Linked DNA regions of Homo sapiens: region 2 is linked to region 1. A link is an interaction called in ENCODE POLR2A ChIA-PET data of the cell type or tissue named here. Cell type or tissue: PC-9. All regions are shown on one strand. Each heading gives the region's core, and the rest is flanking DNA. Links, peaks and the distances in the headings are about the cores only.

The links. ChIA-PET counts read pairs that join two places held together with the same protein. Peaks named below come from ENCODE experiments on the same cell type or tissue, not always from the same donor. Only the 100,000 strongest peaks of a DNase experiment are listed, where the experiment ranks them.
Region 2: POLR2A ChIA-PET joins it to region 1 with 12 read pairs; 3 of 35 experiments call an interaction of 5 or more read pairs at or near these places.

The regions. Positions count from the first base shown.
Region 1 is chr19:34,322,263-34,337,325 of GRCh38, reverse strand. It overlaps GARRE1 (granule associated Rac and RHOG effector 1), which reads right to left. Exons shown (of 14, transcript NM_014686.5): 4 at 9,765-9,905; 5 at 9,460-9,555; 6 at 9,175-9,336; 7 at 6,979-7,137; 8 at 3,525-3,622. Among named protein-coding and RNA genes, the nearest start is that of GPI, 35 kb to the left of the region's middle. In PC-9, for the core only: no CTCF peak of the experiment used is centred there; DNase peaks (open chromatin) are centred at 8,075 and 11,205.
Region 2 is chr19:34,401,926-34,416,988 of GRCh38, reverse strand. It overlaps PDCD2L (programmed cell death 2 like), which reads right to left and starts at 12,590. Exons shown (of 7, transcript NM_032346.2): 1 at 12,451-12,590; 2 at 12,174-12,340; 3 at 11,999-12,059; 4 at 7,479-7,828; 5 at 3,142-3,252. The coding sequence starts at 12,558. It overlaps GPI (glucose-6-phosphate isomerase), which reads right to left. Exons shown (of 18, transcript NM_000175.5): 18 at 14,576-15,063. In PC-9, for the core only: no CTCF peak of the experiment used is centred there; a DNase peak (open chromatin) is centred at 12,658; H3K4me3 peaks cover 1,785 bases; H3K27ac peaks cover 865 bases.

The sequences.
Region 1 (15,063 bases), core at 4,247-12,246:
ACTCATCTCTTATACTTAACAGCTGTCTCCCCCTTCTCTATTCTCAAGTTGGTTTATGAGGGGCAGGGACCCTGTGTGTCTTGCTCATAATTAAATTCCCAGAGCCCAGAACAGTGTCTGGTACACAGTAAGTGTTCAGTAAATATTTGGTGAAACAAAGCATGGATGGATAGCAATATCCTTTTTCTCCAGGTGGAGTAAAGCAATCATTTCTGTTTGTGTTCTTCCCAACAAGCACATACAGTATTTTGTAATTTGAAAAAAAAAAAAAAAAACAGAACTAAAATTTTGCAAAATTACCAAAAGCACCCAGCAGAGGGCACCTCTACAAGAAATCACAGTCTACAAGGTGTTTTTTGCGGGGGTGCAATGAGTTACAAATGAAATCAACCCCACAGGGAGAGTTTTCAAAACAAACTCAAGTGTTAGCCATTTTTGCACTGACTGTTTATATTCACCCAACTATCCAAAAGTTCAAACTCTTCAAAATGAGAATTCTGATTAAGTTTTAACATTTTCCAATGACAGCCTGAATTGGAAAAATTTAAGAATTCAGGGTTGGGTGCAGTGGCTCACGCCTGTAATCCCAGCACTTTGGGAGGCCAAGATGGGTGGATTACCCGAGGTCAGGAGTTTGAGACCAGCCTGGCCAACATAGTGAAACCCATCTCTACTAAAAACACAAAAGTTATTAGCTGGGCATGCAGGCAGGTGCCTGTAATCCCAGCTACTCAGGAAGCTGAGGCAGGAAAATCATTTGAACCCAGGAGGTGGAGGTTGCAGTGAGCCGAGACAACACCATTGCACTCCAGTGTGGGCAACAAGAACGAAACTATCTCAAAAAAAAAAAAAAAAATTCAGGAACACATTTCAGCAGAACACTGACTACAAAAGAAAAAAAAAGAATTTAGTAACACAAAAATCTTACAGAAAGTGAGCCTCTGGTTTACTGTTTGATAGAAATGAAAATATGTGTATAAATTACCATTAATTTCAGGACACAGTATGCCACCCTACAATTAACTTAAAATTTTGGGCCAGGTACAGTAGCTCACGCCTGCAATCCCAGCACTTTGGGAGGCCAAGGCAGGGGGATCGCTTGAGCCCAGGAGTCCCAGACCATCCTGGCTAATATAGTGAGACTCCATCTCTACAAAAAACTTAAAAATTAGCCAGGCATGATGGCACATGCCTGTAGTCCCGCCTACTTGGGAGGCCAGGGTGGGATGATTGCTTGAGCCCAGGAGTTCAAGGCTACAGTAAGCCATGACCACACCACTGCACTGCAGTCTGGGGGACAGCATGAGATCTTGTCTCTACCAAAAAAAAAATAATAATAATAATTTAAAAAAATAAAAGAACTTTTTGGTGGCAGAGTACTTATAGAAGGGAGGTTTTAGGACACAAAGTGAACTGCCAACATTTACTTAAATATATTCATAGACTCTAAACACTTTTGACAGAATCTACTATTATACTCTTACATTTCAAGAACAAATGAGCCGGGCGCGGTGACTCACGCCTGTAAACCTAGCACTTTGGGAGGCCGAAGCAGGTGGATCACCTGAGGTCAGGAGTTCAAGACCAGCCTGGCCAACATGGCAAAACCCTGTCTCTACTAAAAGTACAAAAATTAGCTGGGCGTAGTGGCATGCGCCTGTAATCCCAGCTACCCAGGAAGCTGAGGCAGGAGAATCACTGGAACCCAGGCGGAAGAGGCTGCAGTGAGCCGAGATTGCGCCACTGCACTCCAGCCTGGGCGACAGACCGAGATTCTGTCTCGAAAAAAAAGAACAAATGGTTTAAATACAACTTGTATGCCTTACCCAACTACCATTTTAGTCCACATAGGCACCAACAGCACCTCTTTGTTCCTTAGTATCTCTGCCTACTTAAATGATTTAAATATTTTCTCTTATAGCTAAATATTCATGCAGATTACCATTTTAATAGCAAATACCTTCCAATATATGCTTAGTTTTTCCTGTTTATTAATAAAGCTATGATACTCATCCTTATAGCTGAATGTGAATACATATCACAAAGATAAATTTCTAGAGGTGAAACTGTGGAATTGTTGAGGTCATATCCCTTATTTTAGGCTTCTAATATACTAAATTGCCCTCCAGAAAGGTTGTATTTAGTCTCTACTCAACAACCTCTTTGCCTGTTTCACAGTCTGGCTCAAACTAGTATTGTCACTATATTTAGTATTGTTATTCTAAAACAATTTAACAATATTCTGGGCAAAATGACATCATAACGGTTTTTTTTTTTTTCTTGGAGACGGAGTCTCGCTCTGTCACCCAGGCTGGAGTGCAGTGGCACGATCTCGGCTCACTGCAACCTCTGTCTCCCAGGCTCAAGCGGTTCTCCTGCCTTAAGCTGGGATTATAGGTGCATGCCACCACGCCCGGCTAATTTTTGTACTTTTAGTAGAGACAGGGTTTCACCATGTTGGCCAGGCTGGTCTGGAACTCCTGACCTCAGGAGATCTGGCCGCCTCGGCCTTCCAAAGTGCTGGAATTACAGGTGTGAGCCACCCCACCTGGCCCCATATGGTTTCTTTACTTTGTCTCTGATTTTTAGGTGAAGTTATACATTTTCTTTTTTCTTTTTTTTTTTTTTTGAGATAGTTTTGCTCTATTGCCCAGGCTGGAGTGCAATAGTGCAATCTCAGCTCTCTGCAACCTCCGCCTCCTGGGTTCAAGCAATTCTTGTGCCTCAGCTTCCTGATTAGCTGGAATTACAGGCACCCACCACCATGCCTGGATAGTTTTTGTATTTTTAGTAGAGATGGGGTTTCACCACATTGGGCAGGCTGGTCTCAAACTTCTGACCTCAGGCGATCTGCCCGCCTTGGCCTCCCAAAGTGCTAGGATTACAGGTGTGAGTCACCGCACTTGGCCATTACATTTTCTTAATCTATTTGTTGATCATATGTCTTCTTTTCTGACTTAGCTGTTCATGTCCCTTGCCCATTTTCTTCTGATTTGTAGGAGCTTTTTTTAAAAAAAAATAAATTAAGAATAATCTTTTATCTATTATAAGTGTTACAAATATAATATCTAAAAATGACTGTCCCAAGATTTGTAAAGACACTGGGTGTGTCACAACATGAGCTCAAGATCATCAGGATTGTAGTTGGAACAGAGGAGAAGGAATTCTATGTTCTCTACTGGGCTTTAGTGAACACTGGGTGACTTAGAGAAAATGATATACTATGTTTAAATGCTGTAGACTCAGTAACAAAGATAATACTGCTCATTATGATCCAAGAGTATATAACATTTTAGTTACATTATGGTCAATGAGACCATTTTTCAGACCTCTTGGCTTCCTCATCACAGACCAATAATCATGACACATGCCACTAACATACCACTGCTGCCCATAAACCTGCACATGCAGCAAGACTTGTTGCGTCAGCTAGCATGGGCATTGTTCAAAACAAGGCCATCATTTCAAAGATGTGCAAACGTCAGTCAGAGCTTAGGCTCCGGTGAAAGTAAGAGGCACGTTACCATGTGGATGGGACTTGAACCACGATTCTAGAGCCTTCTAAACTGATCTGGGGGGCATAGGCTTCTTTATTCTCAATCTGTGCTGTGTCAACCACCACCTAAGATCGAAAAAAAAAAAAAAAAACAAATAACAACCAGCTTTCAGAGAGAAAACAAATCAGAATAAAATCCAATACATAAAATGACTCTCTAAGAACTATTCCCCTAGCAGCCTAGTTATGCCAAGGCCAGTCAGGGCCCCGTGAAGACAACAGCAAGTAGTAACAGATGACCAAAACTAAGAACATTTCAATAAACAGAAACCACATTCTGGGCATGGAATTAAATTGAACTGGCAAGCACCTCTAGCACTTTTTCCAAACTATAAATATGTTAATTAGGAATTAATTTGCGTCCTTTATCTTAGTATTTTTTACTTTATGCACTTAAAAGAAGTAAAAGTGTCACTGAAAGTCAAACCAGACTGGGTGCAGTGGCTCACGCCTGTAATCCCAGCACTTTGGGAGATTTAGGCAAGTGATCACTTGAGGTCAGGAGTTTGAGACCACCCTGGCCAACATGGTGAAACCCCGTCTCCACTAAAAATACAAAAAGTAGCTGGGTGTGGTGATCCTGCAGTCCAAGCTACTCAGGAGGCTGAGGCAGGAGAATAGCTTGAACCCAGGAGGCAGAGGTTGCAGTGAGCCGAGATTGCGCCACTGCACTCCAGCCTGAGCAACAGACCAAGACTCCATCTCAAACAAACAAACAAACAAAAAAGTCAAACCAATGCTTCAGATAAGCCCATTTGTCATGACACGCCCAGAAGTGGATGAAACTTTTTTAAAGATTATCTTATCCTCAACCATCAATAAAAACTGAATTACTTCAGGACAGAGGAAGAACTAACCCTTCTTTGAATGATTTCCTCTTATTTCCAGGAAGAGTCTTTAATACTAGATAGGTGATAAGAGTATCCTATGTAATCTAGAGTTTGACAAAGTGATGAATATATTTTCAAATAACTAAAAGAATGTTTTAAAAAATCATAAAATATTTTAAAACCAAATCTGTAATATTTCAGAAGGGGTAAAACTGTACAGAGTTGTGTATCATACTCCAAATTCAGCTTCTAATGGAGCCAGCTTTCACTGGTTTAAACAGAGTTCCCATAGCTGATCTGCAATGACCTTTGGAAAAAACTTCCTGTCAAAGGAATAGCCATTGTTGGACCACACAGGTGTTTCCTCTCTCCTCCCATCCCCAGAACCATAACCTAAAGTCACACAGAAATGTGTCCTACAATCAAGACGCAAGGAACTAGGAAGAAGTTTCTGCTCTCTGAATAACATGGAACTTTTTTTTTTTTTTAATCTACAGTGTTTTCTCAAAACAGCCTTTGTGCCTTTTGGCCTTATTTTGCATACTCCTTTCAGGGGAACTCATTGGCATGGTCCTTGCAGTTTCAGCTAAATGGTCTCTGGGAATATGGATCGATATACTAAAGCCAATGGGCTCTTCCACGCTTCAGCAAGGCATCTCTGGTTTACTACTTCTTTTGGAGGTCCCTATACTGAGGAAAAGATCCCAAAGGAAATGTGACTCATTACTGTGAACAAGCCCTCATCTGAGCCTCCACAAGACAGCCCCACTGTGAGCTGGGCCACCTGAGCCCTAACCCGCTTGAAACAAAACGACAGTATACCCTCAATAGCTCTTTTTGTGAATAAAGTAGGAACCAGACTAAAAAACAAGTTCTTTAATTTTCTTAATCTCTAATTAGGTCCTTCCAACCTCTGACTGAAATGCCATATCCTTTTTTTTTTTTTTTAAAGACTGGATCTTACTCTATGACCCAGGCTGGAGTGCAGTGGCACAATCTCGGCTCACTGCAACCTCTGACTCCTGGGTTCAAGTGATTCTTGTGCTTAAGCCTCTCGAGTAGCTGGGATTACAGGTGCCCGCCACCACGCCTGGATAATTTTTGTATTTTTAGAGACGAGGTTTCGCCATATTGGCCAGGCTGGTCTTGAACTCCTGACCTCAGGTGATCTGCCTGCCTCGGCCTCCCAAAGTGTTGGGATTACAGGTGTGAGCCACCACGCCCTGCCACCATATGTTTTTGAAAAGTAGTCGTTTACTAGAAAGGGAGATCAAATACGTAAGATTCTATGGGTCAGTGATGCAAACAAAAAGCTAAATGGTGATTTCAGATGTTGATCTCCTGACCCACCCAACTCTGGGCAAAGTTTTTTTTTTCTCTGAAAGATGAAATGAACAAATCATTACTTTTTAGTTGATGTTACTTTATTGCTAAGAAAGAGATAAACAGCAGCGGTATACAGTGACTGGATGGGGGTACTACTTATACCACTGTGGTCAAGGGAGGCCTCTTGGAGGAGGTGATTTTGGAGCTAACACCAAGAAGATAAGGAGTGACCTACATGATAATCAGAGAGAAGAGTATTTTCAGATAAAAGGGGTATCAAGAGCACAGGCCTGGGACAGGAAGAAGCATGGGATGTTTGAGCAACAGACATCCAATGTAGCTCCAGAATAGGGGCTAGATCAAGTGGCCCTGTCAACTTGTTACTAATGTAATGTTTTTTTCTTTTTTTTTTAAGGGCCGGGTGTGGTGGCTCATGCCTGTAATTCCAGCACTTTGGGATGCCTAAGCAGGCAGATCACGAGGTCAGGAGTTCGAGACCAGCCTGGCCAACACAGTGAAACCCCATCTCTACTAAAAAATACAAAAATTAGCCAGGCATGGTGGTGCGTGCCTGTAGTCCCAGCTACTCGGGAAGCCGAGGGAGGAGAATCATTTGAACCCGGGAGGCAGAGGTTGTGGTGAGCTGAGATCACGCCACTGCACTCCAGCCTGTGCAACACAGCGAGACTCCATCTCAAAAAAAAAAAAAAAATTAGCCAGATGTGGTGGCGGGTGCCTACCATCTCAGCTACTTGGGAGGCTGAGGCAGGAGAATCACTTGAGCCCAGAAGGCGGCGAGTTGAGATTGCGCCACTGCACTGCAGCCTGGGCGACAGAGCAAGAGTCTGTCACACACACACACACAAAAAAAAAAAAAAAAAAAAAAGAGGCAGGGTCTCACTATGTTGCCCAGGCTGATTTCAAACTCCTAGACTTAAGCAATCCTCCTGCCAAAGTGCTGGGACTACAGGCATGAGCCATGGGGCCCAGACTGTAATGGTTTTTTTCTTAAAATAAGCAAAGCCCATAGCATCATTTTGCAACTAGGTTCCCTGCAAATATATATTATCAATCTGGTTTTTCTTTTTAAAGAGATTTTTAAATGCTGCTCTTCCTTTACCTTGTCTACCTGCCTGGTCTAAATTCCACAGCACCAAATAACTTTTTAAATTATTCAATATTTTCACACATGTGTCTGCACCACATCCTCACATGCTTGAAACATCTTGGTATTCTACCTATCATCCACCACCCACGCTCACTCACCAGTCCAGCCTGGCCAAACAGCAGCTGCACCGCCGTCTTGCAGGCACCTCGCCATGTGGAAGGGCAAACCTGGTTCAGCACTTCAGTCACAGGAAAATCATCCCTGGATGTGATTCCATTATAGCAGCCTGCCTCCTTCATCAGCTGTAACATTGTATGCTATAGATTGATAAGAAGAGAGTTCACACCTCAAGACAAAGCCATGCAAGGTTCTAAAATTTGTAAAAATGCATTTATACAATCATCCTCAAGAGAAGAGCATTTTATTTATGTATTTTTCTATCGTCCAAGCTGCAGTCCGGTGGCACGAACATGGCTCACTGCAGCCTAGACCCCTCAGGCTTATGTGATTCTCCTGCTTCAAGCCTCCCCAGTAGCTGGGACCACACAGGTAGGTGCACACCACCACACTCAGCTAATTTTTAAATTTTTTGTAGACGTGGAGTCTTGCTATGTTGCCCAGGCTAGTCTTGAACTCCTGGGAAAAGAGCATTTTTTTTTTTTCTTTTTTGAGATGGAGCCTTGCTCTGTTTGCCTAGGCTGGAGTGCACTGGCACAATCTCAGCTCACTGCAACCTCCACCTCCTGGGTTCAAGCAATTCTTCTGCCTCAGCCTCCTGAGTAGCTAGGATTATAGGTGCCTGCCACTATACCCAGCTAATTTTTGTATTTTTAGTACAGATGCAGTTTTGCCATGTTGCCCAGGCTGGTCTTGAACTCCTGACCTCAGGTGATCTGCCCACCTCGGCCTCCCAAAGTGCTGGGATTACAGGCATGAGCCACCACGCCTGGCTCAAGAAGAGCATTTTAAATACACCCTAATTATGCCATTTTAATTTCCTTAGTAATTATCATCAATCACTCTCAGAGATTTTCTCAGCCCCATAGAGTAAATGACTAGATATGGATACATATGCGATAATATACACAGGTATTTCTATACTAGCACAAAATTATTTAGCAATCTACTGATGTGAACTGGTTGAGGAATTCTGAAATTCTGAATCCCTCCAAATAGGGAAACAAAATCATCTGATACAAGTAAATACTAATTAAAATCTCAATTTTATTTTGGATGACCAAGTAGTCAGGTGTTCAGGCTCTGGAAACAGATTACATAAGCTCAAATTCCAGCTCTTCTACTTTCTAGCTGTGTGACCTTGGGTATCAGTTCCCATGTGGCAGGTGGGCCAAAGGGCAGCACCCCTACCTCATGGGTGAGCATTAAGTGAGACAATGATGTGGAGCACCTGGCACAATGACTGGAACACATGATGTTCCACAAATAATCGTTATCACTGCAGCATTATAACAACATCTCTCTTCTTATTTAATTCATACAAGTCCACTGAGAGACATTAATCATAAACAATATCTTATAGTGTACTTTCAAACCCTTTCTGTTAAACATCTGAATAAAATTATGAATAAAACTGCCTAGGCCCAGGTCGGTGGCTCATGCCTGTAATCCCAGGACTTTTGGAGGCCAAGTAGGGTGGATCAGCTGAGGTCAGGAGTTCGACACCATCCTGGCCAACACAGTAAAACCCCGTCTCTACTAAAAATACAAAAATTAGCCAGGCTTGGTGGCACATGCTTGTAGTCCCAGCTACTTGGGAGGGTGAGGCAGGAGGATTGCTTGAACCCAGGAGGTGAAGGTTGCAGTGAGCTGAGATAGATCACACCACTGTACTCTAGCCTGGACGAGAGAGTAAAACTCCGTCTCAAAAAAACAAAACAAAACAAAACGAAAACTTGCTTGGCAAATGTCTGATTAAAGTCTCCGTAGGTCTGCTTTTTAATTTTTTTTTTTTTTTTTTAAGACAGAGTTTTGCTTGTCGCCCAGGTTGGAGTGCAATGGCGCAATCTCAGCTCACTGCCATCTCCACCTCATGGGTTCAAGCAATTCTCCAGCCTCAGCTTCCCGAACAGCTGGGACTACAGGTGCGTGCCACCGTACCCGGCTGATTTTTTATTTTTAGCAGAAACAGGGTTTCACCATGTTGATCAGGCTGGTCTCAAACTCCTGACCTCAGGTGATCCGCCCGCCTCCCAAAGTGCTAGGATTACAGGCGTGAGCCACCACGCCCGGCCCCATTTTTTTTTTAATCTACATCCTTCGCAAGCCTTTACATTTCTCTTAAGAACTCTATTTTCAAGTTCACACTCATTTGCTGGAACCCCATGGAAAGCTACCGTCTTAAGTTTCAGATTGTCGGCGGCCGACTCATTAAAGGAGACGCCCTTCAGGAAGTGCGATCCTATCTGCACAGGGACGGTGGGGAGCTCACACTGCATGGGCTGCGGGGGTGTCTGCCTCCGCCCCGTCTGCTGGGCTTCCGCCTCGCTGCAGCAGCCCTGGAAAAGGCATGGATGGAAGAGGAGAGGTGACCCATCGCTCATCTGTCAAAACACTTGGTTCACACTAGACTGCAGGAGCAGCGCCATAGGTCCCCAGAGCTTTAGGAAGGAAAAGTGTACCTGCAAACTTGCTTCAATCGCCTTTGGATTCAGGTGGAAGCCGGCTTTCATTGCATATTCACAGTGTCCTAAGCTTTCCAGAGCTATCTTATATGCCTGGAAATAAATTATTTTTAACAATCAAGATCGTAAAGCAAATTATAAGATGACAAAGTTCAATGGAAATAGAAATCTTAAATTTCTATAGCTATTAAAAGGTCAATTACTACTCTATAACCCTTTCTAATTGATTCAACATCACAACTTTAACTCCCTCCCTTGTTTCTATCCCGTGGAAATCAGTATGTCAGTTCTGAAAAACTTACTTGCAAAGCACTGTCGATTTTTATGTTCAGTTCTTTTAGCTGGTGCTCAGGAATTGCTGCACTTTGAGAACAAAAGAGTTGTTGAACTTCAATTCCTGCCAGGCAACCATCACAGCCTCTTTCTCTTAGTCTAGATGTCGCCTGTAACATATATAGTAACTGGTAGGTAAAAGAGGGTGGTACAGTTCTAGCAACATTAGACCAACAATAACAACAACAAGAAAAACCCCCTCAAGTAAAATGCAGCAATAAACCATCTAAGCAAATAAACTAGAAGTTCTAGATTGTTTGTATTGCAAAGTGAGCAGCCCAAATTTTGAAAGCCTAATTAACCATCCTGAAGAGAAAGGAAATTTCCCTTTATTTTTTATTTTATTATTTTATTTTATTTTATTTTATTTTATTTTGAGACAAGGTCTTACTCTGTCACCCTGGCTGGAGTGTAGTGGCGCTATCTCAGCTCATTGCAACCTCCGCCTCCCGAGTTCAAGCGATTCTCCTGCCTCAGCCTCCCGAGTAGCTGGGATTACAGGCACCCACCACTGCGCCTGGTTGAGTTTTGTATTTTTAGTAGAGACAAGGTTTCATGATGTTGGTCAGGCTGGCCTCGAACTCCTGACCTCAGGTGATCCACCCACCTCGGCCTCCCGAAGTGCTGGGATTACTGGCTTGAGCCACCGAGCCCGGCCGAAATCTCCCTTTATTTTAGGAACCCTGGAAAAAAGACTTACCTACTTGTTATTTGTTATATATATATGTATATACACACATATATATGTGTGTATATACTCAGACATTTTTAACTTTCCTGCTTTAAAAAGACAGGTTACCTAGAATATTGGTACTTGGAGTTTCCAGAATAAAAAAAAAAAGGAAGAACATACATGGTTGGCATTCCTATTCAGTGAAGGAAAAGACCACATGAATACATAACAGGAAAAATATACATTGGCATATTAACAGAAAAACAGAGCTTTTGAAATCTGCACAGAAAAGTAAATATTTATTATTCAGTCACTACATATGTTTATGAAGAGTAGATAAGCAAGATAGAAAAGGAGAAACTAATCTCTGTCATTTTACGATTAAATGCAGAAAACAGATACATGGATCAGGACAAGAAGAGAATACAGAAAAATATATATTTGATTTATTAGATGGGATTCCAGATGAACTGTTTTTAGATTTCTATTTTTGTTGCAATTCTGTGAACCAAGTAACATTTTTTAGCAGTTAGCTTTTGTTCTGCTGGGCCAGTGTAGGAGTTGTAATATTTACAAAACTTGCAGACTACAGGAAAATGACTAGCAGCTATAATGCCGTAAAGTTCCAAAGCTTTGGTTTCACAAACTGTATGTAAACACCATTGCCTGAAGCCTAAGAGTCTCACAGTTTAAAACTGTTTGACTCTTTCTAAGAATCTTTCAGTCAAATATTTAGCTCACAAGGTGGTATGTTAGGTACGTGCTGAAGCACAAAGCTGCTCCTTACCTTCCTGGAGCTGAGAGCCTCAGGGCCAAAAAGGTGAACAAAGAAAACACAGAATTATAAATGGAGAAAAAACACTGCGGGAAACAAACAGAGGACTATACCAGGGAATGTCCTAGACACCCAGAAAGCAGCACTTAGGGTGAGAATTAGAGGAGAAGGTCGTGAATGGAATTGCATGTGTGTGGGGTGGGGTGGGGGGTGTCAAGACCTACAGACGGGTCCGTGAAACAGGCCGAGGATCCAAGGTAACAAAGAAAGACACATCCAAGGAACTAGAGCCCAGTGAGCGAGGGCAGGGTGGCCACTGATAAGGCTGGCCATCAAGGCAGGAGCCAGACTAGGCAGGTCTAGGCAGGTCGTGCTGAGGGGTCCACATGCTACCCTAAGGAAATGAGAAGCGACATCATCCAATTTTAAAATGAAGGCGAGCAAGACAGGGAGGGGAGAAGTAACGATTCCCTGAACAAGGGTAGCGATGAAGGACGTGGAAGAAGGGGACAGATCTGGGATAAGATTTTGGAGGTGGGAACTGCCGGGTTTTCTTAAGGATTGGACTGGGTGTAGACATGACGGAAATGCTGAAGGATAAATCTCAGGTTTCTCAAGTGAAGCCAGTGTGGGATGGCACCACTCACTAGCATAGAGAGGGTCTAGGGAGGAACAGGTGAGTGGAGAGAGGCTACGCCTGAGCCACCTGTGAGACCCCCGGTAGCAGCTGAGCTCAGGGGCCTGAAGCCCACAGGAAGTGGGCTGCTCACTGATCACACACATTTGAGCCCCCTCCAAGGACACAGGTGGTTTTTCAGTCCCAAGACTGGATGGAGAACCCCTAGGGAGAAGGGCAGCTAGAACTGAGCCTGGAGAAACTCACATTCAGAAATTGTGTTGAGGAAGGAGAAGCCAGTAAACTAGATGAAGAAAGGATGACCCAAGAGGAAAGAAAGGTTGGTTCTTGGATGTCACAAGCTGAGAGTATTTCCAAGGAGGAATATTCTCCACACTGCTGTGAGCTGCTGAAAGTTGTTGAAAGGGTTCCCTGGATTTGAAAACATGGAAGAAGGCACCAATGACCTTGATAAGAGAAGGCATGTTCTTGTATAGGAGTGGAAGCCAGATTTCAGCAAGCTGAATGACATTATGTATATAAAGTTTCAGACTGTGTAAAATAATACCTTATGTATAGATACATTCATATACGGAAAAAATATTAAAATATGCACAAGGATCACACGCTTCAAATTCAACAGAGGTTATCTCTAGAGACAAAGGGATGAATAAGAAAGTGGAGAGGTACAAAAGGGATTCAAGTGCATTTACAGACCGGGTGCAGGAGCCTAGGAGCTTGGGACCGGCCTGGGAACATAGCAAGACCCTGTCTTTAAAAAAATAAATAAAAAGTAAAATAAAATAAATAATTAGCCAAGCATGGTGGTGCATGCCTATAGTCTGAGCTACTCAGGAGGATTGCTTGAGCCGAGGAGGTCAAGATTGCAGTAAGCTGTGATCACTACCGCACTCCAGCCTGGGCAACAGAGCAAGACCCAGTCTCAAAAAAAAAAAAAAAAAAGTGCACTGGTGATATTTTTCTGTTAAAAATATGTAACAGGCATGAGCAAATATGGCAGGCAGCTAAAAGGAAGATACACTGATGGGTGTGAAATGTTCTATGTGCCTGAAATACTTCAATAATAATTACTTTTTAGACTACTCTGAGTAAACTGTCCACGGGGTGTGCCAGGAGCAGTAAGGAGCCACAAGGTGCAGTAAAAATAAAATAGTAATTTTTTAGAATGAATGAAAGGTGAAAAAAAGGTAGACAACTACTCCAAGAAGTTGGCTGAGAAAAGAGCAGAGAAACAGGGCAGGGCAGAGTGGACTTTTCTGTGGGAAGCATCTTTGTGTACTGGTGGGAACAGGCTGAGGATGAGGGAGAGAAAACACTAGGTCGCACCACAGAAGCTGGGCCCTCGAGGATGGGGGCAAGGCCAGCACGGGGCAAGCCTGGACAGGAGGAGAGGGCACCTCCTCTGCTGTCATGAGGCAGGGGAAGGAAGAAAAGATGGTTGTGAAGAGGGATGGCAGGAGTGGTGGTGGCTTGGCCACATGAGGAAGAAGGGCTGCCATCAGGGAGATTCTATTTGCTCAGTGTAGTAGGGGGTGGCATCACTGGCTGAAAGCAAAGGGAATGTAGAAAGGGCAGAAAGGCCTGGACAGACTAAAATGGTGGCAAAAAAGGTCAAGGTGAAGACGTCAAGAGAGAACTCGGAGGCCTCCTCCTGTGGGCTGGTCCTCAGCATGAGTTGTCTAGAAGATGGAGCAGGGGACCAAGGCAGGTGTTAGGTTCACGTGTGTGAGCTGAACAGTCAGGAGGCTGGGGCCCAGCAGCCAGGAGGACACCGAGGGTTGTAAAGTCACATGACAAGGCAACAAGGTGCAGGTCTGGACCTCAGGGCTTAGCCATCTACAATAAAGCTAACAGGTCCCACCCCCACACACAGCCTCCAATTAGCATTCCAGGGCCTTTCTGATGAACAGAAAGAAAGCCCTAGGAAGTCTTTAGCATGAAAGACAGACCAAAACATGCAAGAAAACAGTGAAAATTAAAAAGAAATGACAACAATGCAGCAAATGGCATGAAATTGAAATAATAAAACTAGAGACTGGACAATATTAACATGTGAAAAATCATGTTTTGAAAATTTTATTAAAGAAAATTTCCAAAACATAAAATGAAATACTAGGCCGGGCGCCGTGGCTCACGCCTGTAATCCCAGCACTTTGGGAGGCTGAGGCGGGCAGACCACGGGGTCAGGAGATCGAGACCATCCTGGCTAACACAGTGAAACCCTGTCTCTACTAAAAATACAAAAAATTAGCCAGGTGAGATGGCAGGCACCTGTAGTCCCAGCTACGCGGGAGGCTGAGGCAGGAGAATGGCGTGAACCCCGGGGGGCGGAGCCTGCAGTGAGCCAACATCGCACCACTGCACTCCAGCCTGGGCAACAGCGAGACTCCACCTCAAAAAAAAAAAAAAAAAAAAAAAAAAAGAAAAGAAATACTTTGCCAAGTTAATTATGGAATGATTTGAACTAGACATTATTTAATGAATCACTATATTGCTAACCATAAATTATCTTTTAATCTGTGTTTGCCTGCTGGGATAGTTTAAAAAAATTATCTTTTGGCCCAGGTGGGTGACTCACACCTGTAATCCCAGCACTTTGGGAGGCCGAGTCAGGTAGATCACCTGAGGTCAGGAGTTTGAGACCATCCTGGCCAACATGGCGAAACCCCATCTCTACTAAAAATACAAAAATTAGCTGGGCGTGGTGGCGGGTGCCTATAATCCCAGCTACTGAGGAGGCTGAGGCAGGAGAATTGCTTGAACCCGGGAGGCAGAGGGTACAGTGAGCCGAGATTGCGCCACTGCACTCCAGCCTGGGCGAAGGAGCAAGACTCCGTCTCAAAAAAAAGAAAATTATCTTTTACTCTGTAAAATGGAGCAGTAAGTCCTAAAGTCTCAACTTCTAAGATTTATTTTTTATTTCTCATACTGGAAAGAAATAAGTATTAAAATGCCTACAAGAAATGTCACTAATGGCCAGGCATGGTGGCTCACACCTGTAATCCCAGCATTTTGGAAGGACAAGGCAGGTGGATCACCTGAGGTCAGGAGTTCAAGACCAGTCAGGCCAACATGGTGAAACCTTATCTCTACTAAAAATACAAAAATTAGCCAGGCGTCGTGGTGCGCGCCTGTAATCCCAGCTACTCGGGAGGCTGAGGCAGGAGAATGGCTTGAATCTGG
Region 2 (15,063 bases), core at 5,629-13,628, 78 kb before region 1:
GCACCCACCACCACGCCCGGCTAATTTTTGTATTTTTAGTAGAGACAGGGTTTCACCATGTTGGCTGGAATGGTCTCGATCTACTGACCTCGTGATCCACCCGCCTCGGCCTCCCAAAGTGTTGGGATTACTGGCGTGAGCCACCGAGTCCAGCTGGATTATATTTTCTGGCAGACTTGGTTCTTGAGCCTTTTCTATGTTCTCTTCATTTCCTTAACTGTTCTTGCCACAGTATGATTACCTGGGTGGCATGCTATTTTTCATCTAGCTCACACCTAAAGGGGGCAACTCAGTTAAGACCATCTATTTGCTCTGAAATGTCTGCAGAGGTTCTCATTGATTTCCTGTCCATCTCATATGAGGCCTGTTTTCCTCTCTCTAAGAGTACTGTCCATTTCCTCTACATTTCTGTAGGTGGTAAAAGAGGAAACTGGGGTGAGGAGATAGTTCTTCTGGGACTGGATGCAATCTTTATTAGAATACCTGGGCTTTGCTTTTTCCTCTGAGACAGTGTAAAATGCTGTATGTTGAGAAAGATCCCACTCGAATGGAGGCGAAATTGCTCTTAACTTTCCAATCATTGCTCTGACTCATGGAACAAAGGAATGTTGCTTCTGAGAGGCAATCCCCGTCCTTTCCTACACCACCTCCCCACCACACCCAGTTCTTCAGCCAACAGCTGGGTCCACCATCCTCCACATTAGGAGATGCAAACTCTCCTCCTGTGTGCTTCCTTCCAGACATAATATTATTAACTGAAAATTCTTAGGCCGGGCATGGTGGCTCACACCTGCCATCCCAGCACTTTCAGAGGCTGAGGTGGGTGGATCACCAGAAGTCGGGAGTTCGAGACCATCCTGGCCAACATGGTGAAACCTCATCTCTAATAAAAATACAAAAATTAGCCGGGTATGTTGGCACATGCCTGTAGTCCCAGCTACTCAGGAGGCTGAGACAGGAGAATTGCTTGAACCCAGAAAATGGAGGTTGCAGTGAGCTGAGATCGTACCATTGCTCTCCAGCCTGGGGGACAGAGACAGATTCCGTTTCCGAAAAAAGAAAATTCTTTGTGGACTCATCAGTATATTTTAGGCAGGTGAGAGAAAAGGCCTGTGGAATTAGAACTTGCACTTAACCATGCCGGAAATTTCTGTACCTTTCTCTGCAAAGATAACTTAGTTACATAAGTGAATAAATATATATGTTAAACACTCAAGAACTCTACTAGACATTTATGGATATTATATCCTGGGCTATCACTTTGAGTTTTATGGTACTAAGCCCTTTTCCTTTGTTCAGTGCTGATACAAGGGAATTTCTTTTTTAATATTTATTTTATTTGGCCTGATTTTTAGCTTTTAGATTCACTGTGGTAGGTATCGGGGAAAAAGACCATTTGAGCTAATTCTGCCCACTTTGTCTGGACCTGTTTTTACTATGTGGCTATTTTTATAAATTATACCTGCTGGGTATGTCATTTCCTCTGAGGCCTTTCTGATAGCCTACCTAAAATAGCTCTATTTTTTCCTCATTTATCACTTATGGGAATCATACAGGTTTGTTTTTAATCTCCCCCACTAGTCACAGTGGCTCAAGCCTGTAACTCCAGCACTTTGGGAGGCTGAAGCGGGCAGATCATTTGAAGTCAGGAGTTCGATACCAGCCTGACCAACATGGTAAAACTCCGTCTCCACTAAAAATACAAAAAGTAGTCAGGCGTGGTGGCGCTGTAATCCTAGATACTCGGGAGGCTGAGGCAGGAGACTCTTAAACTTGGGAGGCGGAGATTGCAGTGAGCCAGGATCACGTCACTGCACTCCAGCCTGGGTGGCAGGGCGAGACTCCATCCCAGAAAAATAAAAATAAATTAAAAAATAAAAATAAATATATGGGCCAAGGGTCGTGGCTGATGCCGGTAATCCCATCACTTTGGAAGGCCGTGGCAGGAGGATCACTTGAGGCCAGGAGTTTGAGAGCAGACTGGGCAACATGATCAGATCCCATCTCTACAAAATACATTTTTTAAAAATTAGCCAAACATGGTGGCACACTCCTGTAGTTCTAGCTACTTGGGAGGATCGATTGAGCCCAAGAGGTAGTTGTTACAGTGAGCAATGATCACGCCACTGCACTCCAGGGTGGACAACAGACTGAGACCCTCTCTCTAAAAAAATATTTTTTTAATAATAATAATAGTCCAGGCACAGTGGCTCATGCCTGTAATCCTAGAACAAACTCTGGGAAGCCAAGGCAGGTGGATGGCTTGAACCCAGAAGTTTGGAACCAGCCTGGCCAACATGGTGAAATACCATTTCTAAAAAAATATACAAAAATTAGTTGGGCATGGTGGTACATGCCTGTAGTCCCAGCTACTTGGGAGGCTGAAGTGGGAGGATCACTTGAGCCCAGGAGGTCAAGGTGCACTGAGCTATGATTGATCACACCACTGCACTCCAGCCTGAGCAACAGAGCAAGACCCTGCCCCCAAAAAAAAAAAAAAAAAAAAAAAAAAAAGCCAGGCATGGTGGCTCACACTTGTATCTCAGAACTTTGGGAGGCTGAGGTGGGCAGATTACGTGAGGCCAGCAGTTCGAGACCAGTCTGGCCAACATGGTGAAACCCCATCTCTACTAAAATACAAAAAAATCAGCTGGGCAGGGTGGCGGGCACCTGTAATCCCAGCTACTTGGGAGGCTGAGGCAGGAGAATGGCTTAAACCCAAGAGGTGGAGGTTGCATTGAGCCAAGATCACGCCACTACACTCCAGCCTGGGCGACAGAGCGCGACTCCCTCTCAAAGAAAAAAAAAAATTAAATAATAATAATAATAAAGGCTATGAGAACATGGACTTCATCTGTGCCGTTTCTTGCTATATCTGCAGCACCTACAAATACCAGCAACTGGCATGCAGAATAGACTTCGTAAGTATTTGTTAGACAAGTGAGTGCACTTTACCTTACTGAATCCTCCTACACATCCTATAAAGTAGGTATTAGGTCCTATAAAGCAGGTATTAGGTTCTCTCTTGGTTTGGGGAATACTGTAGGTTTTGCTTTTCTCATATTTTCCTGTGTTTTCCAAACTAATATGTATTCCTTTATAATCAAGGAAAACAATAAAAGGAACTGTGCCTTTTTTTACCTCAAAATCTGCTCCTGACAAGCAGCAATTCGCTTCATGAATTTGTAAAACGTCTGATCTCCACTTTTAATTATGGTCTTCTCATATTTTTCATCACCATCATTAGGAAGGCTAAAAACAGAAGCAGAAAACACTTTTGAATGTCTATATCCAGAAAATTACAGCATTTGCAAGACAAAACAAGATAATTTTCTTTTAAAAAATTTTATCAGGGCAGGCGCAGTGGCTCACGCCTGTAATCTCAGCACTTTGGGAGGCCGAGGCAGGCAGATCACAAGGTCAGGAGATCGAGACCATCCTGGCCAACATGGTGAAACCCCATCTCTACTAAAAAATGCAAAAAATTGGCTGGGCATGGTGGCTTGCGCCTATAGTCCCAGCTACTCAGCAGGCTGAGGCAGAGGAAATCGCTTGAACCCGGGAAGCGGAAGTTGCAGTGAGCCGAGATCGTGCCATGCCACTACACTCCAGCCTGGTGACAGAATGAGACTCCATCTCAAAAAAAAAAAAAAAAAAAAAATCAATCACGCCTTTAATCCCAGCACTTTGGGAGGCCGAGGTGAGCAGATCACCTGAGGTCAGGAGCTTGAAACCAGCCTGGCCAACATCTTGAAACCCCATCTCTAATAAAAGTACAAAAAATTAGCCAGGCGTGGTGGCGGGCGCCTGTAATCCCAGCTCCTTGGGAGGCTGAGGCAGGAGAATCACTTGAACCCAGGAGATGGAGGTTGCAGTGAGCCAAGATTGCGCTATTGCACTCCAGCCTGGGCAAGAAGAGTGAAACTCCGTCTCAAAAAAAAATTTCTCAGGCCAGTGCAGTGGGCTCACGCCTGTAATCCCAGCACTTTGGGAGGCCGAGGCAGGCGGATCACTTGAGCTCAGGAGTTCAAAACCATCCTGGGCAATCTGGCAGAACCTTGTCTCTACAAAAAAATACAAAAATTAGCTGGGCATGGTGGCATGCACCTGTGGTCCCGGCTATTCCAGAGGCAAGGCTGTGGTGAGCCGTGAGCACACCATTGCACTACAGCCTGGATAACAGTGTGAGACCCTGTCTCAAAAAGAAAAAAAAAAAAAAACTGTCAAAGTTAAAAAACTGTAAAACTGTCAAGTAATTTTTTTTTTTTTTTGAGAGGGAGTCTCCCTCTGTCACCCAGGCTGGAGTGCAATGGTGCAATCTTGGCTCACTGCAACCTCCACCTCCTGGGTTCAAGCAATTCTCCTGCCTCAGCCTCCTGAGTAGCTGGGATTGCAAGTGTGCGCCAACACGTCCAGCTAATTTTTGTATTTTTAGTAAAGACAAGGTTTCACCACGTCGGCCAGGCTGGTCTCCAACTCCTGACCTCAAGTGATCCATCTCGGCCTCCCAAAGTGCTGGAATTATAGGAGTGAGCCACCGCACTCAGCCAAAAACTGTCAAGTAAATATTTTTGATATTTAAATTGTGTACATGTAGCTCTGCAGTTCCCTGCCCAACCCTTCTCCCAAGCCATTTTCAACTCTTGAGTAATTATTTACAATTTAAAAAGTCGCAGGGCACAGTGGCTCACACCTGTAATCTCAACACTTTGGAAGGCCGAGGCAGGTGGATCACGAGGTCAAAAGATCGAGACCATCCTGGCCAACATGGTGAAACCCTGTCTCTACTAAAAATACAAAAATTAGCTGGGCATGGTGGTATGCACTTGTAATCCTAGCTATTCAGGAGGCTAAGGGAGGAGAATTGCTTAAACCTGGGAGGTGGAGGTTGCAATGAGCTGAGATTGAGCCACTGTACTCCAGCCTGGCAACAGAGCGAGATTCTGTCTCAAATATATATATTTTCATATATATTTTTTAATATATATATTTTATTATTTATTTTATATATATATATATATATATGTATTTTTCATCTGGGTGCGGTGGCTCACGCCTGCAATCCCAGCACTTTGGGAGGCCAAGGAGAGTGGGTCACTTGAGGTTAGGAGTTTGAGACCAGCCTGGCCAACATGGTGAAGCCCCATCTCTACTAAAAATACAAAAATTAACCGGGTGTGGTGGCGGGTACCTGTAATCCCAGCTACTTGGGAGGCTGAGGCAGGAGGATCATTTGAAACTGGGAGCTGGAGGTTGCAGTGAGCCATTATCACACCGCTGTACTCCAGCCTGGGTGACAAAGTGAGACTCTGTCTCAAAAAAACCAAAAATTTTTTTAATTAGCTGAGTTTGGTGGCACACACCTGTAGTCCCAGCTATGGGGAAAGCTGAGGCCAGAGGATCCCCTGAGGCCAGGAGTTTGAGGCTGCAGTAAACCATGAGCAGGCTGGGCGTGGTGGCTAATACCTGTAATCCCGGCACTTTGGGAGGTCGAGGTGGGCGGATCACGTGGGGCCAGAACTCCAAGAAGAGCCCGGCCAGTATGGCAAAAGCCCATCTCTACTAAAAAGAAAATACAAAAATTAGCTGGGTGAAGTGGCGCACGCCTATGGTCCCAGCTACTCGGGAGGCTGAGACATGAGAGCTGCTTAAGCCGGCGAGGGAGAGGTTGCAGTGAGCCGAGAACGTGCCACTGCACTCCAACCTGGGCAACAGAGCAAGACTGTCTCAAAAAAAAAAAAAAAAGGCCATAACCACACCACACCACTGCAGTTCAGCCTGGGAAACAAAGCAAGATCCCATCTCTAAAAAAAAAAAAAAAAAAAAGAAGAATACTCTAGTCTGAAGAAACCCACCAAAAATAAGCAAATACATAAAAACTTAAGAAATTAAAAAATAAAAAATCCTGCCGGGCGCGGTGGCTCACACCTGTAATCCCGGCACTTTGGGAGGCCAAGGCAGGTGGATCACGAGGTCAAGAGATTGAGACTATCCTGGTCAACATGGTGAAACCCCGTCTCTACTAATAATACAAAAATTAGCTGGGTGTGGTGGCGCGCACCTGTAGTCCCAGCTACTTGGGAGGCTGAGGCAAGAAAATTGCTTGAACCCAGGAAGGGGAGGTTGCAGTGAGCCGAGATCGCACCACTGCACTCCAGCCTGGCAAGAGAGCCCATATCACACACACACAAAAATAAATAAATAAATAAATAAATAAATAAATAAAAAATAAAAAGTCCTTATAACCATCAATTCTATTAAGGATTATTTTCAAACACCAACATGTCTTCATGCATTCCCCTTCATCATTATTCTGAAAAAGCCTACAAATGAAACAGTTCTGGTAAAGAACCAGGCCATTTCTCCAAATATTCTATTGTAATTTTTTTATTCTAATAGTAAAAAATGCTGGGTGCAGTGGCTAAAACAAATTTTTAGGCCAGGCACAATGGCTCACGCCTGTAATCCCAGCACTTTGGGAGGCTGAGGTGGGTGGATCACCTGAGGTCAGGAGTTCGAGACCAGCCTGACCAACATAGTGAAACCCCATCTCTACTAAAAATACAAAAATTAGCTGGGCATGGTGGCACATGGCTATAATCCCAGCTACTTGGGAGGCTGAGGTAGGAGAACTGCTTAAACCTGAGAGGTGGAGGTTGCAGTGAGCCGAGATCGTGCCATTGCACTCCAGCCTGGGTAACAACAGCGAAACTCAAAAAATTTTAATTGGTCAGACATGGTGGTGTGCACCTGTACTCCCAGCTACTTGGGAAACTAAGATAGATTGCCTGAGCCCAGGAGTTCAAGGCTGCATGAGCTTTGATCACACCAATTCACTCCAGCGTGGGTGACAGAGTGAGACCCTGTCTCTCTCAGTCAATCAATAAGCAAAAATGATCATTCTTACCTCTTTAGAGAGCTTTGGTTTATAAAGCCTTTCAAGATCTACCCTCTCGCTTAACTCTCAAAAAATCATGGGATGAAACAGAGAACAGAGATATCACCATCACTCTCATTTTACAGAATTGAGGATCTGAAAGCATCTCTGAGGTCCTGGGCCAGTTCTGGAGCCACAGCCAAGAGTCAATAAACAAATGGCGTTTTTCTTTTCCTTTTTCCATTTTTTCACCCCAATCTTATTATCCCAGATCAAATGGTAGTTTTCTAACTTGCCTGTCTCTGCTATAAAGACATATTAGAAATATAAAAGAAAATTTAAGAGTCAGTGAACGCGTCTTCTATAAATACTTGCCATCTCTAACTTCTGTTTGTTCATCTTCACTTTCTTAACGGCAATTATAAATAGAGCAGGGTTTTCAAGCTAACTCAAGTTGGCTGATAAGGAAGTGAAGCAAAAAGGTCCTACATACAAGTTCTGCCTGAAAGTTTCCCCAGGTCCTGTGGTGAAACTGAAGGGTAACTCTTGTGGCTGCTTCCCAATCCAGTCACCTCTCAACCTCAGCAGCACACATCCTCACCTTTGGGAAAGCAACTGATCCATGGCAATGCCTTCTCTCTGCTGATAGTCCCTCAGAAGGCTGTGGGCATGATCCAGGTTGACAAAGTCCCTGTAATCATCCTCATCTGCAACACAGATGTAGTAGGGCAGGAAGAGCGGCAGCCCAGGAGGCACAGGATGGGCAGCACCCAGGACAGCATCCTGCAGGCGGAGGTCTTGGAGCCGAGCAGTCCAGTCTACGTCTTTGGCACTGCTGGCATCATTCCCAAAATCCAAGGTAAACTGTGGTGAAGGCCCCTCCTCAGTATCACTTCCCCAGTCATCAGCACCTTCACACCAGTCCTCAGCTGCAAGGCTGTTTCCCTGTTTCTGGAAAAATACTCAGTGAATGAGGTCCGAGCACATTTGGGAGGTTTATTCTAATCCTTCGGCTCCAGCCACCCACCGCCGCGCCTTCCAGAGGGAGCCTTCACACCATCCCCTTCCCCTCTGGTACACTCCAATCAAACTTTCTAGACCCTATGTACTCAAAAGCACGTTGGAGGTGACTTAAAATACTTGTCTTTCCTTTTTGGGGTGAGTGTGACAGATATAGTACAGGGGTTATTCAACCATCCGTTCCAATATCTTTCTGTTGTGCTTCATGTATTGCAGGAACTGAAAAGAAAGAACTACCTTTCCCAGACCCCTTAGCAGCTAGGGTTTCAGATATGATTAGGGGTCTGCTAATCAGGTCTACTAGAGAGAAACATGAACTTGAGACAGAGTGAAGTAGAAAGAAAGACCACATAGCAAAAGGTAGCCATTGTGTAGACACAGACAGAACAAGGCTTTGGAGCCAACGGTTCGGTGGCAAAGACAGCCTCTAGTTCACCAGATCACACCTAAGCTTCCTGACAGCAGGAGAGGTGGCATAGCAGCTCCTTCACGGCCAGTTCTGAGGTGTGATTCTGGAGGGCATTCCTGGAGCCTCCTCCTTCAGCCTATCCACTTACTAAAAACCTCACTCCTGTGTTAAGTCTGTCTCAGCTTAAAAGCCAGGCATGGTGGCACGTGCCCGTAATCCAGCTACTCAGGAGGCTGAGGCAGGAGAATCGCTTGAACCCGGGAGGCGGAGGTTGCAGTGAGCCAAGATCACACCACTGCACTCCAGCCTGGGTGACAGAGCGACACTCGGTCTCAAAAAAAAAAAGAAAAAGCAACAGCACTTTTCTAATTATCTGCACCTGAACCCTGACAAATATAGGCAAACACCACTGTCTTCAACTTTTTATTTAAGTACTGCTAATACTATGCCTAGCAAACATCAAGAACTGGGTGCAGGCCGGGCCCAGTGTCTCACGCCTGTAATCCCAGCATTTTGGGAGGTTGAGGTGGGCGGACTGTTTGAGTCCAGGAGTTCAAGAACAGCCTGGGCAACATGACAAAATCCCATCTATACAAAAAATATGAAAATCAGCTGGGCATGGTGGCACGTGCCTGTAATCCCATCTACTCAGGAGGCTGACGTGGGAGAATGGCTTGGGCCCAAGAGGCAGAGATCATGCCACTGCACTCCAGCCTGGGTGACCAGAATGCAACCCCATCTCAAAAAACAAACAAACAAACAAACAAACTCAGTGTATATATAAAGACACATTTACAGTCAAAGGGAGGCTAAATTGTGTTCTGCAGCTACCAACTTGCCTGCCTTTTCAATAAATTCAGATTTCATCTTATGAAATGTGTTAATACATATATAGCTCTCATAAAGTATATTTACTATAAAGACACGTATACATTATCACATACAACCACATATATGTACACACCCATATATATTCCCAAACAGGAAAATCAGTAAACTGTGTGTCTCAAGACCTTCAGTGTAAGTTTAAAAAAACTACTATATATACAATGGAATATTTTTCACCCTTAAAAAAAAAAAGGAAATTCTGTCATTTGTGACAACATGGATGGAACTGGAGAACATTTTGCTAAGGGAAATAAGCCAGACACAAAGACAAATGCTGCATGTATTCACTTATATGTGGAATCTAAAACAACCTCAAAGAAGTAGAGAGTAGAGTGGTGGTTAAAGAAATCTGGAGTGGCCAGGTGTGGTGGCTCACGCCTGTAATCCCAGCACCTCAGGAAGCCAAGGCGGGTGGATCACGAGGTAAAGAGATCGACACCATCCTGGCTACACGGTGAAACCCCATCTCTACTAAAAATACAAAAATTAGCTGGGCATGGTGGTGTGTGCCTGTAGTCCCAGGTACTCAGGAGGCTGAGGCAGGAGAATTGCTCGAACCTGGGAGGCGGAGGCTGCAGTGAGCCAAGATTGTGCTACTGCACTCCGGCCTGGCAACAAAGCGAAACTCCATCTCAAAGAAAAAAAAAAATCTGGAGTGAGCCGGGCATGGTGGCTCACGCCTGTAATCCCAGCACTTTGGGAGGCCGAGGCGGGTGGGTTGCCTGAGGTCAGGAGTTCAAGACCAGCCTGGCCAACATGGTGAAACCCTTTCTCTACTAAAAATATAAAAATTAGCTGGGCGTGGTGGCGAGTGCCTGTAATCCCAGCTACTAGGGAGGCTGAGGCAGGCAGGATAAGCGCTTGCATCCGGGAGGTGGAGGTTGCAGTGAGCTGAGATTGTGCCATTGCACTCCAGCATGGGCAACAAGAGCGAAACTCGGTCTCAAAAAAAAAAAAAAAAAAAAAAAGGAAGAAAGAAACCTGGAGCGGGAAGAATAAGGAGATGACGGTCAAAGAATACAAAACCTCAGTTATTCAGGAGGAATGTGGGTTTTTTTTAAGTTCTACTGCACAGCATGAATATAGTTAATAATAGAGTATTGTGGCTGGGCACAGGGGCTCAAGCCTGTAATCCCAGCACTTTGGGAGGCCGAGGTGGGTGGATGACAAGGTCACGAGATCAATACCATCCTGGCTAACATGGTGAAACCCTGTCTCTACTAAAAATTTAAAAAAATGAAAAAATTAGCTGGCCGTGGTGGCGGGCGCCTGTGGTCCCAGCTACTCTGGAGGCTGAGGCAGAATGGTGTGAACCCAGGAGGTGGAGCTTGCAGTGAGCAGAGACGGCGCCACTGCACTCCAGCCTGGGCAACAGAGCAAGACTCCGTCTCAAAAAAAAAAAAAAATAAGAGTATTGTGTATCTCCAAATTGCTAGAGGAAATTTCAAATGTTCTCACAAGATGTTAAGTATTTGAGGTGATGAATGCATTAACTAGCTTCATTTAATTATTCCACATGATATTCATGAATCATAGCCATCACTTTATACCTCATAAATTTATACATTATTATAAACTGTCAATTTACAGTTAAAAAAAAAAGTTGAAGAAATCCAGGAGGAAGTCTCCATCTCCCTTTTGTTTTTTTGGCAGGGGACAGGGTCTGGCTTTGTGGCCCAGGCCGGAGTGCAGTGGCACAAGTGTAGGTCACTGCAGCCTCAACCTCCTAGACTCAAGCAATCCTCCTACCTCAGCCTCCTGAGTAGCTGGCACTACAGTTGCGTGGCCATCATGCCTGGCTAATTTGTTTACTTTTTATAGAGACGATGTTTTGCTATGTTGCCCAGACTGCTCTCCCAACGTTTTTTTTTTCTTTTGTTTTGTTTTGTTTTGTTTTTACGGAGTCTGTCACCCACGCTGGAGTGCAGTGGCATGATCTCAGCTCACTGCAATCTCTGTCTCCCGGGTTCAAGCGATTCTCCTGCCTCAACCTCCCTTGTAGCTGGGATTACAGGTGTCTGCCACCATGCCCGGCTAATTTTTTGTTTTTGTTTTTAATAGAGACGGGGTTTCGCCATGTTGGCCAGGCTGGTCTCGAACTTCTGACCTCAGGAGATCCGCCCGCCTCGGCCTCCCAAAGTGCTGGGATTACAGGCGTAAGCCACCGCGCCCAGCCTGGTCTCCAACTTCTGAGCTCAAGCAATCCTCCCACTTCAGCCTCTCAAAAAACGGTGGGATCACAGGCGTGAGCCACCATGCTGGGCCTCCATCTCCTTTTAACAAAGGAGTTAGAAAATAAAAATAAAGTAAAATAGAAGAAAAAAAAAACTCTCACAAAACCTTAAGAAAGGCCGGGCGCGGTGGCTCATGCCTGTAATCCCAGCACTTTGGGAGGCCGAGGCGGGTGGATCACCTGAGGTCGGCAGTTCGAGACCAGCCTGACCACCATGGCGAAACCCCGTCTCTATTAAAAATACAAAATTAGCCGGGCGTGGTGGCATATGCCTGTAATCCCAGCTACTAGGGAGGCTGAGGCAGGAGAATCGCTTGAACCTGGGAGGCGGAGGTTGCGGTGAGCCGAGATCGCGCCATTGCACTCCAGCCTGGGCGACAGAGCGAAACTCCGTCTCAAAAAAAAAAAAAAAAAAAAACTTTACGAAAATAGCATTTTATGGTTCTTCAGAAAAGCAAAAAACACTCCAGTGTACTTCAAAGAACACGGCTTTAAAGTCTGCCCCAAACTATTCTCTGGAAAATATCCTCAAATGACAGAAAAACAATAACATGCCAATCACAACCTTTACCTGAGCGTCCTGCGCCTCTCTCTCTGGCACCTGCAGGCACTGGGAGCGGAACACCTTCCAGCTTCGGGGTGAAGACAAAGGGCCGTGAGGGCTGCACCCCGACTCCAGCCCGCCGGCCCGCCCCAGCCCGCTGGAAAGGACACCCCTGGAGCAGCTCTGGGACTTCCCCGCCTACCTGCGCGCACCGCCGGTGCTACAGCCGGGGCAGGCGCACGCGAACACGTGCAGCAGACGGTGAAACGGGGAGCCTTCCAGCGGGCAATACACCTGCACGACCAGAGCGAGCGGCTGCCCGCAGCGCTGACACACGGGCCTGGGCGCAGCCACGGTGGGCAGAGCATCCTGAGGGGACAGAGGAGGCGCTCAGACCCCGACTCCCCCCAGGACCTCGCCCACTCCCTCCGCACCCTTCAGCAGCACCCATCGACCCCAGCTCCGGCACCCGCCCTCACCGGAATGCCGCCCAGCTTGCTAGCAGTCCAGGCACCCGGCCCTGTGGGGCTGCCGTGCACCGGCGCATCTCGAAGGCCCAGCAGCACCGGCTTCAGAACGGCCGCCATGGCCGCCGGGCGACCAGGTGAAAACGCAAACTACGGCGGCCTCTCTGCGCACGCGCAACGCTACGCTAAAATGATAACCCCGCTCCCTTACTAGGATCCGATGCGGAGGCGTGGCTTTAAGGCGCGTGCGCTCAGGTCCCAGAGCCACAGAGGCGCCGCTGGCGTCAGGGGCTCGAAATCCCGGAGTCCCAGGCATTATGTGCCCCTTAATGCGCTGTGATAGGAAGTACACACCATCTACTAGGAAGTAGTTTTGCCAAAAAGCTAACTTTCTTTTTTCCTTTTTTTCCTGAGACGAGGACTTGCTATATTGCCCACACTGGTCTTGAACTCCTGGGGTTCAAGCGATCCTCCCGCCTCCGCCTCCCAAAGTGTTGCGATTACAGGTGTGAGCCACCAGAAAAAAGCCTTCCCGGAAAATAAAAATTTTAGGTGGGATAATGGTATTATCAGTCATTAACAAGAACAATAAAGTTTTTTAAAAAGTTAAAGTTTTTAATTTTTAGAGAAACACACCAAAATGCTTATAGATGAAATACCTCCGATTTGCTACTACATAATTAAGGTGGTGGGGTGTAAATACAGTAAGATTGACCATGAGTTGATAATTGTTGAAATTTGGTGCCAGGCACATGGAGATTTATTCTATTTGGGTTTTATATGTTTGAGATTTTTCAGTTTTTATTTTTGTTTTGTTTTGTTTTGTTTTTGAGACAGAGTCTTGCTGGGTCGCCCAGGCTGAAGTGCAGTGGCGCCATCTCACTGCATCTCAGCCTCCCAGGTTCAAGTGATTCTCCTGCCTCAGCCCCACCCAGTAGCTGGGGTTACAGACGCCCACCACCACGCCCGGCGCCCGGCTTTTTTTTTTTTTTTTTTTTTAGACGGAGTTTCGCTCTTGTCGCCCAGGCTGGAGTGCACTGGCGTGATCCCAGCTCACTGCAACCTCTGCCTCCCAGGTTCAAGCGATTCTTCTGCCTTAGCCTCCCGAGTAGCTGAGATTACAGGCATGTGCCACCATGCCTGGCTAATTTTGTATTTTTAATAGAGATGGGGTTTCTCCATGTTGGTCAGGCTGGTCTCGAACTCCCAACCTCAGGTGATCCGCCCACCTTGGCCTCCCAAAGTGCTGGGATTACAGGCGTGAGCCACCATGCCCGGCCTTTTTTGTATTTTTAGTAGAGACGGGGTTTCACCATGTTGGCCAGGCTGGTTTCGAGCTCCTGAAATCAAGTGATCTGCCCACCTCGGCCTCCCAAAGTGTTAGTATTACAGGTGTGAGCCACCGCGCCCAGCCACACAATACAGTTTTTTCAATTCCTGCAGCACAACATGGGTGAATTTCAAAAGCATCATGGGAAGAAGCCAGACACAAAAGGCGCCATTCTGGTAAACGCAGAACTTCGGAGGGAAAAAAATCAGTTCAATGGTAGTCAGGAGTTGGGATGAGGGAGTAGGACTGGACCACAAGTGTCAGGAACTTTTGAGGGTGAGGAAAATGCTGTATATCTCATCTGTAATGGTTCTAAGACTGTATATACACTTGTGAAAACTCATAACTGTATACCAAAGAAAGGTGAATCTTACTATATGTAAATCACACCCCAATAAACCTGACTTTTTAAAAATGCAGGCTGCAAAAACATTATTTTAGGATTCATAACGTGGTATGCAAAAGAAATGAATGTTTTCAAGGATTTACACCTCAAAGGAGGAAGCACCAGCCTTTGTGAGGTTTGGCTCTAGCCCAGCAAGGATCTGGAGATGAAACCCATTTACTCCTTTTTTTACCACACTTCATCCTGATAGCTTTAAAAGGCCCTGTGATGCTGGGCACAGTGGCTTGCGCCTGTAATCCCAACACTTTCGGAGGCCAAGGCAGGAGGATCTCTTAAGCCCAGGAGTTGAAGATAAGCCTGGGCAACACAGTAGTATTACCAGGGGAGGATCTTGACTACAAGTCGTCCAGGTTCTTGGAATATTGAACAAAGAGGTGGACAAAACACACAAAGCAACAAAAGAAGGAACAAAAGCACAGATTTATTGAAGCAAAAGTACATTCCAGAAAGCGGGATGAGGCTCAAGCAAGTGCCCTGTGTAGAAAATCTGGGGTTTAAGTACCCTTTAGAGGTTTCCTATTTGGTTACACCCTATGTAAATAAAGACTTGGCCTGCCACCAGTCAGAGGCTGAAGTGAATGCTCCTTTGTCTCCAGACCCTATTCTCTGGCCTCAGTGGGATCCTATCACTACAAAAATTTATTTTTTATTTTTCTTATTTTTTTTTTTTTACAACAGTACACTGATCTACAAAAATTTTAAAATGAGCCGGGCGCGGTGACTCACGCCTGTAATCCCAGCACTTTGGGAGGCCAAAGCAGGCGGATCATGAGGTCAGGAGATCAAGACCATCCTGGCTAACACGGTGAAACCCCGTCTCTACTAAAAATACAAAAAATTAGCCGGGTGTGGTGGCGGGCACCTGTAGTCCCAGCTACTCGGGAGGCTG